Linked DNA regions of Mus musculus: region 1 is linked to region 2. The links are chromatin contacts, found by Hi-C or POLR2A ChIA-PET in ENCODE. All regions are on one chromosome and are shown on one strand. The core of a region is the stretch at or near the end of the contact, and the rest is flanking DNA. Distances in the headings are between cores, read along the strand shown. Region 1 has its middle 31 kb from the start of Gm30193. Region 2 holds the start of Phlda1 (pleckstrin homology like domain, family A, member 1).

Region 1 (5,725 bases), core at 562-3,061, 38 kb before region 2:
AGATAGGGGTACCCCAAGGAGTGGCAAGGGCGTTGTCTGGAAGGCAAACAAAGGAGGGGCTTCTGGGCTGGACCTGTTTCATTTCTTGATGGAGGGTGTTTGGTTGATAATTATTTCTTATACTGTGCACTTAGTTTTCTGTTTGTATATAAAGGCAAAAACAAAACAGTGACCTCCCTTCATTGAGGAAACAACACCTTGATAGGGACCTCAGTGTGAAGTACAATTGTCATCTTCCTTAGCTGATGTCTGCTGTCGCCATATGCTGTCCTTCTGGAAGGCGGATTTTTTTTTTCTTGAGGATCCATGACTACACTTCTCTGAATAGTTTAGTCTAAATGACATGAGAGCATATTTTTATTTTGTGTGTGTATATGTATATGTGTTCATGTTCATGTGTCTCCATATGTGCACATGTGTCAAAGCCAAGTCATCTTCATGAGTCATTCCTCACACGCATTCCACCATATTGTTGCTGTTTTCTAGCATTTATTTTATTTTTTTTATGTTTTGTTTTGTTTTTTGTTTTTGAGACAGGCTTCTCTGTATAATCCTGACTGTCCTGGAACTTGATCTATAGGCCATGCTAGCCTTGGATTCAGAGATCCATCTGCCTCTGCCTCTGTCCCCTATCCCAATTGCTGGGATTAAAAGCATACACCACCAATGCCCGGTGATTTTTAGTTATGTGGGCGTGTATCTCTGTGTGGGTATGTTCATATGTAGGTAGGTACCTAGAGAGACCAGGCTAGGGTGTCAGATAATCTCTAACTGAAGTTACAGTCAATTATGAGCCATCCCAGGTCAGTGCTCGGAACTGAACTTACATCATCTGCAAGAGAAGTACTTACTCAGAACCACTCAGCTGTCTCTCCAGCCCCATCCTGTTTTATGAGACCAAGTTTTTCATTGGCCTGTAGTTTACAGATTAGAGTAGGCTGGTTGGCCAGCAACCCCAGGGAATCTCTCTTTCTCTATCTCTTGGCACTGAGATTACAAGTATCAGCCAGGCAGCACATCTAGCCTTTTGTTTGTTTGTTTTTGTTTTTAGAGACAGGGTTTCTCTGTATAGTCCTGGCTGTCCTGGAACTCACGTTGGAGATCAGGCTGGCCTTGAACTCGGAGATCCAGCTCTCTGCCTCCCGAGAGCTGGGATCAAAGGCGTGCATCTCCACCATCACCCAAACCACATCTGGCTTTTTCATGTAGGTTCTGGGGATTTGAACCCAAGCCATCATACTTATGCAACATGCACTTAACCCACTGAGCTATTCCTCTAGCCCCTGGAAAATGTATTAATATAAGAGCACATTTGAGGTCTATTTTAAGTGTCTGCCAATTCTGGAGTCAGAATTCAAGGAGACCACAAAAGATGATAATGTTATCCAAGCAAACAGGACAAAGAAAGAGGGCACAGATGGGCTTATAACACCACAGGAGGAAAATACAAAAATTGTAAGGGCTCTTAAGAACTCTGTTCTTCTAACGGAGAGGGGGCATAGCAGCGCCTTGGGGTTCATGTAAAGGAGCCCCCACCCCAGTCCCATACTTGGCATCCGAGTGACTCATCCAGAAAGCTATCCACTGCGTGCAGCAAAGAGGAAATGAATCATAGGAGTTTCTGACCTTTGCCCTTGTCATTCTTCATGGCAGTGGGGGCTGGGAGGGGGAACCACCCACAGACCGGCTCACAGTGCTGGAGAAGAGGCAGGTCAAACAAGGCACACACAGAAATGATGCAAATGCATTGGCTGGGAGAGCTGGAGACTCGGGTCAGGAGAGACAAGCTCAGCAAATACAGACAGTCATTCTATGATACAGAGAGCAGAGCCTATGCGTTGGCACGGATGGCAGTTAGCAGTGCCCAGTGGTGTCTTGTGCAGTCATGTGAACTTCTCACACTCCTAGCCGGGGTGGGAATGGGGGCAGCACAGAGGAGAACCATGACCTTTGAATTCCCATCTTACATCTGGCATTTAGAGAATTTGCTTGGCTTGCTTAGAGGAAGTCCACTGAGCTCCCGCCAGTGTGCAAGTGGGAAGGCATCTGTGATTCAGAGATTCAAAAGATGGAATCCCAGAGCCTTGCCTCGGGAAAGGCAGTGAGCTTCCAGTACCAGGCTGGCGCATCAATGGCATCTCAAGAGGAATCGAACACGTGTAGGGGTGGTTGAAGTTTGAAATAAAAGCAGAATGGGGTCCTTCCCCGATGCTAATAGGAAAGCAAAATACAGTTCTCTCAAAGAACATAGACAGAGCCAAGAGTAAAAGGGCAGTGAAGGCCACAAGGCAGAGCTTTAAATTGCCATCTAACTGTGTGCTTCTCGATGCCTGCATTTGAATCTATTTGAGCTCAGTGTGTGGAGGTGAGAGTGTGCAACTTCTCTGCTCACACTTCAGCTTAGAAAATGGTTAGCTACGTGTCTGAAAAGTACTTCCTCGGGCCAAGGTAGGTTTTTAATGTAATCTCTCTCCTCATCTGGGTCTACAGATGGTAGCTCAGCTTGCTAGACTCATTATGAAAAGAAGACACGGTCCCTCAAAGCAGCACACTTCACTAGGAAAAAATACTCCTCATAATTACAGAAGTGGGAGTCGGGGGTGTTCATGAAACCTGCAGCTCGGTTCACGGCCTTCTGTGCTTGGTGCAGAGGCACTGTATAGTGGATGATGCTCTGACCATTTCTCAAAAAGGAAGCCTGGGATTGATCCTCGATGCATCCCTCTCTCCCATCCGAACTGCCCACTAAATACTTCCACATTCCTTCTCCTTGCTCCCCCCAACAGCAGTTGGCTTGCTTAAGTGACAAAGAGGAGACAGTTTGTTCCAGTCAGGCAGGCAGCGTCTATTGCTTCTTCGCCTTCAGCATTTATCACTGGTAATGGAAGTTCCTCAGGCTCCTGTCATGGTACAGAGTTGCAGCAACCAGGGAGCCTCAGGGGCTCCTAACTTCTCAGAGACTCGACTCAGGCAGACCCAAGACCCATGACTGTAATGCAGAAAAGAATCCAGGCCGGGTGGTGGTGGCGCACGCGTTTAATCCCAGCACTCAGGAGGCAGAGGCAGGTAGATTTCTGAGTTCGAGGCCAACCTGGTCTACAAAGTGAGTTCCAGGACAGCCAGAGCTACACAGAGAAACCCTGTCTCGAACCCCCCCCCCCAAAAAAAAATTAACAAAAAAACTTAATATGGACATCAAATACTAGGTCTAGAATGTTTTCAGCCTCTGAGACTTACTGCCAAATAAGCTCACACTTTCAAGGTTTTTTGTTGTTGTTGTTTTTTGTTTTTTCTGAACTCTGGCTAGCTGACCAACTCCTCTGTTCTGGCTCAAACTCCTCTCCAAACTGACTGATTCAAATTCTCTTAGCTTCTAACTTAATTGCTCATACTAACTTTGGCAATCTATTCTAATCTTTTGACTCCTTCTCACTCTCTGGCTCATTCTGTCTTCACCTGTGATTAGCTGTTCTCTCTTCAACCTATCTCTGTAGAACTTTCCAGGTAAAACTCTCCTCCCTTTCTCTGTCCTGCTTTCTCTTAAGTCACCTCTCTTCACTGTTTTTGTGAGAGTTGGGCATAGCCTATCTGTCAAATCTTTCTCTGATTCGTCACTTTGTCTGCCACTCAATTAGACAAATCACTTTCAAACATGGGTGCTTCCTTCTACAAACAACTTTACCTTCATTGTTTGGGATTAAAGGTGTGTGCTGTATTCCAGGTATGCTGTAAGGGTATGTCTGTATTCCAGCCATGCTGTGAGGGTGTGTCTGTATTCCAGGTATGCTGTAAGGGTATGTCTGTATTCCAGCCATGCTGTAAGGGTGTGTCTGTATTCCAGGTATGCTGTAAGGGTATGTCTGTATTCCAGCCAGAGTAGCCATGTAGCTGGGTTAAAATCCCTCTACACTACAGTGTTTCTCTAATAAGCACAAAGCCCTGAGCTCCATCCTCAACACTGCATAAACTGGGCATGGTGGCACACACCTGCAACACGTACTCGGGAGGTAGAGGCAGGAGGATTAGAAGTTCAAGGTCACCTTCTGCTACATATTGAGTTCGGGACAACTGGGATACATGAGACCCTGGCTCAAAAAAAAAAAAATGTTTCTAAGTAACTATTACCTATTTATTTCTTCTCAGACACCAGGTTTCCTGCTAAGTTGTTGTTGTTTTTTTTTAATAGGCATCAGTTCTTCTAATCTCACAGTAATCATATTAGAGAAATAATATTTTGATATTGCTCCTAATAGATGAACAATCATGAGTTAGCTTATATAACTTGCCACGAATCAGGCTAATTAGTGAAGAAACCAGAATTGAAGCCAGGGCTATTCACCTTCAAATTCCAAGCTTTTAACTACACACTGTGGGCCCCAGGGACTGGGTGCAGATCTGGCAGCCATGGGCTTGTATATTTGTTGTCACATCAATTCCTGTCCCTCTTCCTTGTGTCTGAGTACATAATAATCGTAGTAGACTGCAGATGGGAAAAATACAGAAGTCTTGTTCCCATGTGTCATCTCTACATCTTTTTATTTCTTTCCCTTGTATAAGAAAGAAGGGAAGCTACAGCAACAAACATTCTAGCAGCTTCTAGCCTATTTCCTTGCTCCCCGATATGGGAAATGTGACCTTTGAGAACAGATTGACTTTTCAAGCTTGACCAGTAAAAGCTCCAACCGAAACACCTCATCAAGCACACATTGAGAGGGGCCAATTGAATTCTGGGCCTCACTTACAATTCATCTTCTGACCTTCTGTTGTGAACTGTAGTCAAGACGATCATCCCATCTTCCGCCAGAATTTTAACAAACAATCCTCACAGTGGCCCCTTAAAGGCATTAGGGTTGTGACAATCACCCTAGCATTCCCAAGCATAAGCGCATGCTCCGCATCAGCGCATGCTCCTTAGAGCATGACGCTGTGCGGAACCTTTGGCGTTTCGGGATGCCTTGTATTCACATCTGAGCAGCTAAGGCTGGGCACTGCACATCTTTGCAAGGAGATTTACCCATATCACACATCAGAAAAGGGCCAATCACTGAGACATCAGGAAATAAAGAGTAGAGCTGGCCCTTCACCAGGCACTCAGGGGTGGGGGGTGGGGTGGGGAACATGCTAAAGAAATCCATAGTGATAGGCATAAAGAAGAGGCTACTGTCTGACCCAGAATTATGACAGAACCTGCACCAAGTGACTTGAACCCTATAGGCCTCTTACAACATCCGATTGCTGGATCACGTGATCTCATTCCAAACCAACACCAATGGGAAAGTCCTGAAGAACATTTGGTAATCTCGACCAAAACACTAATGGTGTCTCACTCCACCGGAGGTCACAGACAACACAGACAGGCGCCACAACTTGTCCCAACTAGGATTCATTATTAGGAATGTATACAATCGCTTCCTGCATGAAATCAAAAACCCACCAAGAGCGAACAGCAACCCATTCTGAGCTTTGGCAATAAGAGTCAGGCTAAAATGCAGAACAAATTTCATCATAGAACAAATCGTAAGAAATGAAGTGGGTGGAGCAATAAGGGAAGTAGCTCAGCAAGAGATGACCAAGGAGCGGAACAGCCCACATGGAACCTACAGAGGAACGGGAGGCAAGAACACAGAAGCCGACAGGAAATGAATTCAAGAAGGAAACTGTGGGAGAATTCGAAAGTGCCTTGAGGAGAAGCCAGGCTGCAGTGGGCGGCACAGATGCTAACATC
Region 2 (6,170 bases), core at 520-3,019:
AAGAAAGGACACGGAATGAAATGAGTGACTCAGGAGTCAAGACCCTGTTCCCTCCCGGCCAGTACAAAGGACCGAGTGCCCAGAAGGACACCAAGGTCTTTACGTTGGTGCGGAGGCACACAATAAAGCAGCCCAAAGGAGGATGGCACTGAACAAGAGTGATCACCACGGTGGTGGGTAGGTGGTCCCCGTGCCCTGCTCCCTGGCGGAATTCCTCCGGCTCTTCTCTCCCCGCCCTGCCTCTACAAGCTCCGGCTTGCCCATCTTCTTTCCACCTCTCCAGAAACTTGAAACGATTTTTTTTTTTAAACTTTGCTTCGGGAGCGAAATCGGTCAACAAGCTTCCTACTCTTCCCAACAGCCATGCTGGCACGTTTCTAGGTGTCCCAGGTTGCCAGGACCTTACCTTGAGTGGCCCGGGTGCCGCCCTCTTCAGGCAGAGTTGGAGGTGCTGCGGAGAAGCCGGTGACCCTGCGGCTGCGAGTGAAGAGGCTGGTGCGCGTGCTGGAGTTGGTACGGGTGAGGGTGAGGGTGAGGGTGCGGGTGCGGGTGCGGGTGTGGGTGCTGGTGCGGGTGAGAGTAAGGATGAGGATGCGGATGCGGGTAGGAGTGGAGCTGTTGGGGTTGGGGTTGGGGCTGAGGTTGGGGCTGAGGTTGGGGCTGGGGTTGGGGTTGAGGCTGGATCTGCGGCTGGGGCTGGGGTTGGATCTGCGGCTGGGGCTGGGGTTGGATCTGCTGCGTCTGCGGAGGCTGCTGCTGGACCAGGTGCTGCTGCTTCTGCCTGGTAGACTTGACCGCCAGTATGGCCTGGCGATTTTTGTACTGCACCATCTGCAACGTGATCTCGGCGTTCCAGCCCTGGTCCTGGGGGCACCGAAAGTCGATCTCTTTGCCCTCCGTCATCACCACAGTGAAGTACATGTACTTGCCCTTGCGCTCCACGCAGTCTACAGTCTTCATATTGGAAAAGTGCAATTCCTTCAGCTTGACTGGTGGCTCAAGGCTGGCGACGGTGGGGCCACTAGGTTGGGACGGTTCGGCCGTCCCCTGCCCGGGCTGTTGCTGCTGCTGCTGCTGTTGTAGCTGCTTGGGCGGTATGAGCAGTAGCCCTTCCTCGGTGAGGATGCAGCACTTTTTCTTCCAGAGCTGCAGCAGCCCGTCGCTTCGCTTTTCCAGCACTCCTTCCTTCAGCGCCTTGCAGCCGCTGTTCTCCAGCATCCTTCCGGCATAAGGGGTGCTGCTGCTCCGCTCGGCCTTCAGGCTTCCAGACGCTCCGGCTGGGGGTAGCAGTAGCAGCCCTGCGCCGTCCTCGCCCCAGCGGCTTCCGCGGCCGCCCGCCCGGAGCGCGCAGAGAAGGCTGACTCGCAGGAGACAGAGCGGTGGCGGCGGCGGCGGTGGCTCGGGGTCCCGGCAGAGGGACAGGCGCGTCCTGACTCGCCACAAGATCCCGGAGCCGTGAGCGGGCTGCTCTCTGCCGTCCTCCGGCGAGCGCTCACTGAAGGGCACTGGCCGGGGCCCCTCGCGGCGCTTTTCAATGGGCCACCCTCCCCACCCCCGAGTGACACCCAGCGGAAAAGGCGGCTCCTGGCGCCCGCGCCGCGGGGGAAAACCCAGCTCCGAGAGGCGCTCGGCAGCCGGCGTACGCCTCATTAACTTGGGGCCTTCCCAGAGCCCGCCGCGGACACGCCCCCCGCCGCCGGCTCCGCCCCAGCCCCGCCGCCGGCTCCGCCCCCGCCCCGCCCCACCGCCCACGGCCGCCCGCGCCGCCTGGAAGCAGGTTCTGGAAACTCCTGGAGGCTCCACGCGGTCGCTGAGGTCGCCGCGGCTGCCGGGCGGCGACTGCCGACGCCCAGAGGGCGCCGAAAAACCATCCCCCCACGGACCGGCCCTTCCTTAGCAGGTGGGCTCTCCGCTGCGGGGGTGGGTAGCAGATCCAGGCAGGCCTGGGGAGCCACCCCTGGGGTCAACGCGGAGCCGACTCCAGACAAGGGCATAAAACTTAGGGGACGAAGTTCCATAGCGGGCATTACCCCCCCCCCCCCCATAGCTATGTAAACATCTCAGGGAACAAAACCCAAGAGTGCTTCGAGCTTTTTTGTTGTTGGTGTTGTTCAGCCATTAAATAAATAGTTGTTCCTGGGGGCAATTAGCTAAGGCAAAACAATAAAGCTACCAGTTTGTAGTGACAGGGAAATAAGGGTGGACTCACTCCAGGTATACATTCTTGACTTCCTTTCCTGCCACAGAACACAGGCAAAATAGCCAGACTCACCAAGCGGTTTTTGTTTTTGTGAGTGTATGTTTTGCTTGTGTGTGTGTAGTACGTATTGTATGAGAACGCAGGTCAGAAATCAGCAGATCCCTAGAACAGGTTCTGGGAATTGAACCTCTGCGAGGAGTGCCATCTCTCTAGGCCCTCGGGTTTCCTTCTAGATCAGACCTTGCAGTCCACAGCAGTAGCAGGGTAGGCAGATGTCCAGCATTGGGAGGTCATACACACAAGCCTTGGCGAATGTCCTACAAACACCTGTGGGAATCTGACTCTGGAAAGTCCTAGTCTCCGTCTTGCCTTTAAACCTTTCCTGATAAGGTAGACTATAAAGCACAGATCTAGTCTCCAGTTTGGGAAAATAACCTCTAAGCCTCCTCTCACCATAAGGAGATAGGACAAAACAGGCTGTTGGTCAGACAAGGGCTGCTGCCACACCGCCAGGAAGAATCAGGAATCCAATCGAAGAGAATGTCGAGGATGAACTATTCAAAGTCTTTCGTGTGTCGTGCTATGAAACTCGAACTTAATCTGAGAGCTAACAGAAATGTCTTCTCGAAAACAGAGTTCTTGGACCTTCACCCAAGGTTCTGATCAAATGGACCAGTTCAAAAAAAACAATTCTGAGTCTTACATTTGGACTCATTTTACAGCCTTTCGTTTTTGTTCCCCATTCCCCCCCCCCCCCAAAAAAACAAATGTAAAGATTTCTAATGTGATCATGCATAAGCATTATCTTTGTGTATACCAAGAATAGACTTGTAATTCTGATTACTAACCACCTTAATTTCTTTCCCCCACCTCTGTAGAACAGGTCAGCACTCCAGAGTTCCTATACTACCAGCTGTCTTTTTTCAGCAGAACAGCATTCTCTTGTTATCTGGAAAGTGCATTTATAGTATCCAGAGTCCCTAAAGCCAGGTAGAGGTTTGTAGCCAACACAGAGAGGCATAGTTGAGAAAGGTATCCCATTTGGAAAAGCACTGAACTGTGAACTGTAGCCCAGTTTACCAGGCACTATTTTTCCTAAAACAGTTGCAAATGCCCAGTCATCATAGATTTCCAACGTGTTCACTTCATTCTGACTAAAGACTTTAAAATTCCCTGATTCCCTCTGGCTGTTTCACAATTAGTATTTCTGTGGTAAGCTATGTGTACATTGACCACAATAAGTTCCATTATTGGAAATTTAAGTTTCAGAATTTTGTAGCCTGAAACTCTGCTCTGTTTATTTCAACTGCCACCTCACTTAACTGGCTAGAGAGACTTTTTCCTAAAGAAAACAAACAAACAAACAAAATCCTCAAAAGATAAATCGTCAGAAAATGCAGGAAACATTAAAAATGTTTTCCTTTACATAATTAATGGTTCATTCAACTTGTTTTTAAGGTGTTCTGTTTTCCACCTTCCTGGCATAGCCAAGTACTTATTGCCAAAGAGTGAAGCAGATTCCCCAAGCTAGATACTCAGTAGCTCTTATAAACGCCTGATACTCAGTAGCTCTTATAAACGCGCCTTTGACTTTAAGAACTGATCACGGAAAATGGGATATTTTACTTAAAAGGACCCTGAAAAGAAAACTCTAGTTACCATGTAACTAGGAATCAGTAAACATACAAAAGGTCTTCTGGGATGAACTGGTTTAGACACTAGAGCTCCAAGCCTTAGGACCCAATTTCATGAAAATGTCTACTCAGGACACACCCACTGAGGACTCTAAATACACCACCTACATGGCAAGCAGAGAACGAATGCATTCATCACCAGCACCCTGCACTCTGATGGACAAGGGGCCTAGACAGCTCAGAGGGCGGGAGGGAGGGAAGCAAGGTCGGGTGTGGGCAACAGACCAGCTCCGTGCACAAGCTGTGTTCTGCCGTAATCCCAGACCTCGCTTCCCAGTTTCCTGTGTCATCAAGGTTTTTTTTTTTTTTTAACTACTTCAACACATGGGTCATAAAGATTGCAAATGCGTTGAGAACACGTGCCTTTCACCATTCTTTCCTCTCAGTACCTAGCCAGCAAACCCTATCTGCACTTGGTGTATCTTTAAAACGTACTACAGCACGCACTAAACTTGACTCATATTATTCCCTAATTACCATATACATTGAATCCCATGGGGCTTGGAGTTTTTTAGCAATAGTGTTAGGTATTCCTATACCAGCATCCCAATGCCTGCAAGAGTAACAAGAGTGGACAAAATGGCTCAGATGTTACAGTTGCTGGTCTTAAAGGCTATGGCATACTTGCCACCCCACTATATGCACAAAAAAAGTTAAAAAGCTACTATACAATGAAATTATCAGGTATTTTATCAGTGTTTAAAACACAAATAGTCCCACCCACATTGATAAAACCCAAGATTTCCCAACTATTTCCTAGTTTTCTTGGGGGGAACCCTCAAAAATTAATTTCTAACTTCTAAAGTCTATTAATTTTTAATAGACTTCTCAGGGCTATAGCTTTTTGCAGTACAGGCTGATGAGCTGATGCCCCCTAGTGACCAGTTTATGTAGTGCACCTGAACGCCTCAAGAGGCGTTCAAAGGAGGTAAATCTTAAATCACCTAACAGCACCTACAGTGACTGAGGTTTGCTCTCTGGCAACACCCACCCTGCCAGCGTTCTGTTTCATGGAACAAACAGTGCCCATAGCACCTTTTCTTTCCCTTTTCTTATGCTGGCCATGGGACCTAGGGCCTTGTAAATACTCATCTCTAGCCCACCTGCCCAGCTCCAAGTACTAGAGAAGATTTTTAATTACCTTCTACCCGGACCCCCATGAGACTCTCAGCCCCTGCAAACTAGCCTTTAGTTTTCACTCCTTGCAGGCAACCCTTCAGAAGGGGTAGGCAGGTGAAAGTCGAAGTGCATCTGCACACGGCACAGAACACATCAGCATCTGGCATCTTCAAACTGGAGCTCTAGGCGGCTGCCTTGAATACTGGGCAGCACAGCATTCAACGGCCTCCAAGCAATGCTAACGCCACTGCCTTTCCCAAACCCTGCAACCTTTTGTCACCCAAAGCTTTAAAACTTCACCTTAGGCTGCAGCTAATCCCTTCCTAATTTTATTTCCTATCAAAGTTTGACCAGCACCAGGCATGCCTCGGTGTGCAGCTCCTGGGGGCAGGGAGACCTGGGAGTTTCCAACCTGCTCTACACAGTGAGGCCCAGGCCAGTCAGACCTACACAATGGGAATTTTCAAAAAAAAGTTAACAAACTGCACTTCACTAAACACCCAAGTAACTGCTTAAGCTTTCTTCAATCTAAATGGCAGCAATTATTACTGTCATTATAAATTCTTTCCCAATTCATACCAGATTCTACTCTGTGTTTTTTTATCCATTTGAACAACCAACCTCCGCATGATACTGAAAACATCAAGTACTAAGTCCAAAATCACACAGGACTGATACACACAGAATAGGCATCTCAGAAGATAGTGTCACAGGCCAGGAGACTATCGGTGTCAGGCTGACGATAGGACAGTGGAACTGACTTTATTTTCCTTCTGTCTTCTCAGGATACTACCAAAGAAATTACACAGAAACAGGCTAAGCTAAACTCACCTTAAAACTGAAAGTAGCAAACATGGAAAGCTTTCAATAGGGCCATGGCTTTTGTGCCATTACCCAGTCTAATAGTATTTATGTGTACTTATGCCCCCGTTACCTAGCAAGACTCTGGCCTTTGAAACCACGAAGTAAAAAATTTAGAACCACCTAAGATCTTCCAAAGTATGCTCACAAAGTAAACCAACCAAATTTAAATATACTTGTTTGATACCAACAAACAAACAAACAAACAAATCCAGTTACATCAGGTTCTAGATATATTAATGTCAGGTATTAAGTATTGACTATTGCTCACAAATGGGAGGTGGGCTCCAAAGCCC

The links. A loop is a pair of places that touch in the nucleus more often than their neighbours do. ChIA-PET counts read pairs that join two places held with the same protein, here RNA polymerase II (POLR2A).
Region 1: a loop to region 2 is called in a map of heart, with 7 times the contacts of the local background. The contact joins the enhancer-like site here to the promoter of Phlda1 in region 2. A Hi-C loop is called at or near these places in 13 of 37 maps with a recorded cell type or tissue (Patski, T-helper 1 cell, gastrocnemius and 3 more). POLR2A ChIA-PET finds 5 or more read pairs at or near these places in 2 of 5 experiments (Patski and embryonic stem cell).

Annotation. Positions count from the first base shown.
Region 1 is chr10:111,540,067-111,545,791 of GRCm38, reverse strand. No RefSeq gene overlaps it. Among named protein-coding and RNA genes, the nearest start is that of Gm30193, 31 kb to the left of the region's middle. Within about 2 kb of position 1,811, at least 3 of the 3 ENCODE cell types and tissues checked have a DNase peak (open chromatin) inside an H3K27ac peak, as active enhancers do; they include gastrocnemius, heart and left cerebral cortex, where a contact is called at or near this core.
Region 2 is chr10:111,501,885-111,508,054 of GRCm38, reverse strand. It overlaps Phlda1 (pleckstrin homology like domain, family A, member 1), which reads right to left and starts at 1,769. Exons shown (of 2, transcript NM_009344.3): 1 at 407-1,769. The coding sequence starts at 1,650. The coding sequence ends at 433.